2 separate regions of the Homo sapiens genome follow, and region 1 is linked to region 2. A link is a contact called in ENCODE Hi-C or POLR2A ChIA-PET data. All regions are on one chromosome and are shown on one strand. Each heading gives the region's core, a stretch centred on a gene start or an enhancer-like site at or near the end of the contact. The rest is flanking DNA. Distances are from core to core; before and after follow the strand shown. Region 1 holds the start of ASRGL1 (asparaginase and isoaspartyl peptidase 1). Region 2 holds the start of AHNAK (AHNAK nucleoprotein).

What was found. A loop is a pair of places that touch in the nucleus more often than their neighbours do. ChIA-PET counts read pairs that join two places held with the same protein, here RNA polymerase II (POLR2A). Pooled maps may share reads with other maps.
Region 1: a loop to region 2 is called in a pooled map, with 2.9 times the contacts of the local background. The contact joins the promoter of ASRGL1 here to the promoter of AHNAK in region 2. A Hi-C loop is called at or near these places in 1 of 37 single-sample maps with no recorded cell type and 6 of 50 pooled maps. POLR2A ChIA-PET finds 5 or more read pairs at or near these places in 1 of 52 experiments (OCI-LY7).

Annotation. Positions count from the first base shown.
Region 1 is chr11:62,336,034-62,338,733 of GRCh38, forward strand. ASRGL1 (asparaginase and isoaspartyl peptidase 1) reads left to right here and starts at 1,415. Exons shown (of 7, transcript NM_001083926.2): 1 at 1,415-1,541; 2 at 1,857-2,134. The coding sequence starts at 1,945. RefSeq lists an enhancer at 1,326-1,995.
Region 2 is chr11:62,545,552-62,548,391 of GRCh38, forward strand. It overlaps AHNAK (AHNAK nucleoprotein), which reads right to left and starts at 1,255. Exons shown (of 5, transcript NM_001620.3): 1 at 1,109-1,255. RefSeq lists enhancers at 1-272, 273-783, 1,362-1,892 and silencers at 1-56, 587-706, 717-766, 1,047-1,116, 1,237-1,406.

The DNA of each region.
Region 1 (2,700 bases), core at 165-2,664, 210 kb before region 2:
AGTTAGGGCTAGGCATAGGGTAGGGTTCAGGTTCCTATAAATAGCTGAAACCAAATGATGGTGAGCTGTATTATGATGACACAACTAGGCTCACGACCAGTTGAGACGTGCTAAAATAACCCTCTTCCAAGAGGTGAGTGTGGGAGACAGAATAACGGCCCTCAAAGGTGTCACATCCGAATCTCCACCTGTGAACACTCCTCACATGGCAAAAGGGACTTTGCAGATGAGAATAGAAATTGTAAGAAAGGGAGATTATCCTGGGTTATCTGGGTGGGCCCAATGTCATCCCAAGGGACTTCCTTTAAGAAGGAGGCAGGAGAGTCAGAGTCAGAAAAGAAAATCGTGATGATGGTGACAGAGAGAGAAGTGACGTAGCAGCAGAAACAGGCCAGAGGGAGAGAGAGTTAAAGATGCTAGGCTGTTGGCTTTGGCAATGGAGGATGAGGCCATGAGCCAAGGATACAGGCAGCTTGTAGAAGCAAGAAAAGACAGATTCTCTTCTGGAGCTTCCCGAAGGAACTCAACCCTGCAGACCCAGTTTGAATTTCTGACCACCAGAACTGTAAGATAATGTGTGTTGTTTGAAGCCAATAAATTTGTGGTAATCTCTAACAATAGGTCACTAGAAAGGGAATGACTGATCCTTAGTGGGGTGCCAGGGAGAAGGCTTTGCAGGAGGGGTTCATTTAAACTGGGCCTTAAGGCAGGAAACGAAGGTAAAACAGGAGTAAAGGGAATTCCCAAGAGTGGTAAAATATGTTATCAGTTGTGGGTAAACAAGAAGGGAAAGGACTCTCCTATCCACAGGAGATCAATCACAGTTTGCCTGGATCTGTCCCTGTTTATGCCCATTGTCCCAGTATAATTTTTTTTTCTTTTGATTCGGAGTTTCACTCTTGTTGCCCAGGCTGGAGTGCAATGGCGCGATTTCCACTCACCGCAACCTCCGCCTCCCAGGTTCAAACGATTCTCGTGCCTTAGCCTCCAGAGTAGCTGGGATTACAGGCATGCGCCACCACGCCCAGCTAATTTTGTGTTTTTAGTAGGGACAGGGTTTCTCCGTGTTGGTCAGGCTGGTCTCGAACTCCCGACCTCAGGTGATCCGTCCGCCTCGGCCTCTCAAAGTGCTGGGATTACAAGGCATGAGCCACTGCGCACAGCCTAGCGTTGCTTTTCAATCTGCAATTACAAAATCGTGGCATGCCACTTCACGCTTCTCGCCACCAACCCAACCACCCAGCCCCTAGCCTGGTCAGGAGCAGGAGGTTCCCCGCGTGCCACCAGGAAGCTCGGGCCGGCCAAGAGCGTAGACTCTTGAGAGGAGTGAGACAGGTGCGCGCCAGCCGGCCTTCGGGGCTTTATGGGAACTGGGCCGTGCGGCGGTCCCGCCCTCGTGCGCAGGCGCAGAACCGTTGTGACCAGAGCGGTTGCGGGCTGAGCGGTTTCGAGCCGGCGTCGGGGAGCGGCGGTACCGGGCGGCTGCGGGGCTGGCTCGACCCAGCTTGAGGTCTCGGCGTCCGCGTCCTGCGGTGCCCTGGGTAAGTCGGCGGCCCTCCCGGAGCAGCCGCCCGAGACGCGGGAGGGCGAATGAAATAAACGAAAATAGACATTTTCCCGAAGGCGAAATAGACATCCTCCTTCGGCGCCGGGGCTTGGAGGCGGGCGGCGGTGGGCGCGGGTTAACGTCCCCGGGGAAACTGAGACCCCCAGCAGGTCCGGGCCGGGGGCGGAGAGGAACGCGGGAGGGCGCCGGGCCCCTGGGCTTTTCGTACCAAGCTCGACCGAGCCGCCCCTACCCACCCCCAGCTGCGAACCCAGCCGTTCAGAACAGAGACTGGGCATTGTCCCCACAGGGTCTCCCGAGGACCTTGTACCCGCGCGGCTTCCTTGGGCTGGCTTTGGACGACGCTTTCGCCTTCCTGCTGCCTAGGATCCGCCGACATGAATCCCATCGTAGTGGTCCACGGCGGCGGAGCCGGTCCCATCTCCAAGGATCGGAAGGAGCGAGTGCACCAGGGCATGGTCAGAGCCGCCACCGTGGGCTACGGCATCCTCCGGGAGGGCGGGAGCGCCGTGGATGCCGTAGAGGGAGCTGTCGTCGCCCTGGAAGACGATCCCGAGTTCAACGCAGGTAAATGTGCCTTTCAGCTAGTAAATAATGTGAGTCAGGTCAAGCTCCTTCTTCAGAATAAATAGAACCTACATAGTGTTAGGGAATCTAATGAGCTTTGGGGTGAAACTAAGTATGTAAAAAAGAAACAATATTTAATTTTTCTACCTGTGCTGAAAAGAGTCAAACGCTAAAATATTTGTAGAGATTTATACTGAGGCAAATATGAGTGACCAATGGCCTCTGATACAGCTCTTGGGAAATCCTGAGAATGTGTGCTTCTGGAGAGACATAAGATGTCAATCAGTACATACAAGACATACATTGGTTCCATCTGGAGAGGTGAGACTACTGGGGGAGGGGGAGTGGTTTCCAGGTCATAGTTAAGATTCAAAGATTTTCTGATGAACAATTGATTTAAAGTTTTGTCCAAACACCTGGAATCCACAGAAGGGAATGTCTGGATTATATAAGGACTTGTGGCTGCAGATAGAATTAATAGAAGGCGGTTTAGCACGGTGGCTCACGCCTGTAATCCCAGCACTTTGGGAGGCCAAGGCGGGTGGATCACCTGAGGTCAGGAGTTC
Region 2 (2,840 bases), core at 5-2,504:
AGCTCTGCACACACCCTAAGCACGCTGCCTTTCCAACTCTAGGCGAGACCTCGCTTCGGGCCCCCTCTCCTGGCGCGCACCGCTGGAGCGCAGGGTTCCAGCGAGCGCAGCTTAGCCCTCCTCCCACGCCAAGCCCGGCTCCTGCCCCCAACTCCCACACACAGCCCCTTCCTCCTCCCCTTTGCCCCTCACCACTCCTCCCTGAGTTCTGGTTTGAATTAGTCACCGGCTCCAACCACCACATTCCTCAGGCTGCTGGCGCCGGGCCAGGCTCTGGGGCGGGGGCCATCCCGCCCGGACGGGTTTGGGAGTTGGGCGGGGGGAAAGCGCCGCCTCCGGAGGGGAAGGGGCGGTCCCGAGGACTGGGCCGCCGCAGCGCACCCCCCTCCTCGCCCACCTCAGCATAGGAATCTCCCTAATTTTGTCCCCCTCCCCACCCATCCCGCTGGGAGGCGCATTGCAAACTTCCAGGTTCCGCGGCCCGAGAGGAAGGTTTTCTGGAGCGGGGAACGCGGAGAGGCAAGGCTAGGGCGGGGCAGCTGGAGGAGGCTGAGGGGCTGGTGGTACAGAACAGGGTGGGGCCTGGACGACTCGGGACGCGGTTAGGGGCAGAGGTGCAGGGAGCGCGGAAGGACAGCCGAGGGGGCGCACGGTGCGGGGTCGCGGAGGCGCGGAGGCGCTGGGGGCCGCGGTGGCGATCTCGGAAATTTCCCCTCCAGTAAACATGGGATACGAACGGAGCAGCCCCCGAGCCACCGCCCCATGCAGGGAGAGGAGGTGGGACAGAGGCCACCAGGCCCGGAACGGGGCGCCCTGCCTTGCAGTGGAGCCAACAGTCCGCCCTCCGGAGAAATAAAGAGTGGAGCAAAGCACTTCGGAGCGATTTTCCAACTTTAACCAACTTGCGCCCCAACTCCAGAGGCAGAACTCCGCTCCCAGAGAGCGACGCGTCGCCGCCCCGGGTGGCCCCGCTTGCTCCAAACTGCTTGAATCCTCACAGTGACACCCCCAACAACGCGCCCTGCCGGAGCACCGCAACCCACCTCCCCGCGACCCGCCCTTGGTGCCCCGGACCCCGATGGCGCCACGGTGCGCCTGGCGCCCCTACCTGAGGGCTCAGCCCCAGGGCACGGCCATAGCCGGCGCGAGGCCCAAGGCTGCGGTGCTGCGGCTACTGGCGGCGACGAGCCCCGTTCCGGGCGGGTCTGGCAGGGCGGGCGGTGCAGTCCCCGCGGCAGAGCAGCTCCGAGTGGCCGGGCCCCCGTGCGCGGAGGCGGCTCTTGTAACTCCGGCTCGGGCGGGCGGGTCTGCCCGGAGCTGTGGGGAGAGGGCGGGGCCGGGCGGGGCCGGAGCGGGGCTGGGACTGGCGAGCGGGGCAGACCCTGGAGGGACCCGGGAGTGGGCTGCTGGGGAGGGGGGCCGCTGGGGGACGCGGGGACATTCTTTCCCCCCCTCCCCGCATCCACTGCCCCCTGTCCTGTCCCGGACCTGGACCTGCTCTCCAACATGTGCACTGTGTGGCTTCATTGGCAAGAAACTCCTGCAGGCTCCCTGGGCTCACCCTCACAGCTGGAACTGCGAATCAACTTATTTTGCAGGAAGGGCCTGGGGGCTCTGAAGGTGGCTGGGTGATTCAGCCGCGACCGTCAGCTTGCTCCGGACCTTTGAGTTTTCTCTCAGCTTAGGCAACTACACTTCAGATCCCAGGCCCCAGCCTCCTTGCTTGGTTCCCAAGCTCCGTGCTGCCGCGCCCATTTCTCGCGTTCTCTCTTTCTGGGGGCCCCTCCGTCCATATCCGCACAGAACTGGCTTGGATTTCCACCCCCCAGGAGCCGGGGTCACCAGTGCCTCGCGCACCGCGGTGCTGCGCAGGCCGCGGGCATACGGGGGTGAGGACCCCGGGCGTTGGACAGCGGACCCGACGCCCACCTTCCTCTCCAGACTCCCGCCCCCAGGAGCCAGAGCCCCAGCGCTTCCTCTGCCTCCCATTCCTTCTCTGAGCGCCGCCCCCGCCTCCCCACTTGCGGGACGCTGAGTCTCCTAATTTACAGCGATTTCCCACAGCCACTTCTAACTACATCGAGATTTTATTAAACGTTTAATGATGGGGTGCGGGGGCCTTCTGGCTACACACTCCCCTCCACACTCCCTTTCTCTTCTCCCTCATGAGTCCTTTTATCCTCCCTCCTAGGTGGCCACCCACTGCCCGCTCCAAGCCAGTTTCCCCTCCTTCCCAAATGCTAAGGAAAGAGAGACCCCAGGCTGGGGAACTAAGGAGACCTGGCCAAGGCAGGAGCGCCCTCCTTGCTGCAAGATCATGAGTGGGCTGGAGCTGAGACCAGCTCGGCCCTGTCCTCTGAAATGGCAAACATGTTTACAGGCTAAAAATACCCAGCAGTCAACTCTGCTGCCAGCCCTGGGGGCTGTGTCCAGGTCCAGTTACCGGCACAGAGTACAGGCCGTGGGGGAGGGAAGAGACAGCCAGAGGAACCACAGACATGGGCACTCATATAATGGACACAGAAAGGTGGAGCCGCATGTGCAGACATCCAGACAGGCAGAGACATGTGAAAACACAAAGCGGAGACTTGGGCACCAGCATTTTCTCTTGCTCTCTCTAATACACACACACAGGTGCCCAGATAATGACTCAACCCCATGGCAGAGGCAGCCTCGCCACAACACATCCCAAGCACACAGTCACAGACTCACACTTTCCCAAGAATCACCTGCTCCCCCATTTTGTTCTGCACCCCTTTCCTAGCACCTACCTTATTTAAAGAAAAAACAAATCTAAAACTTTTGAGCTATAGAACACTTAAAAAAAAATTACCAAGGCC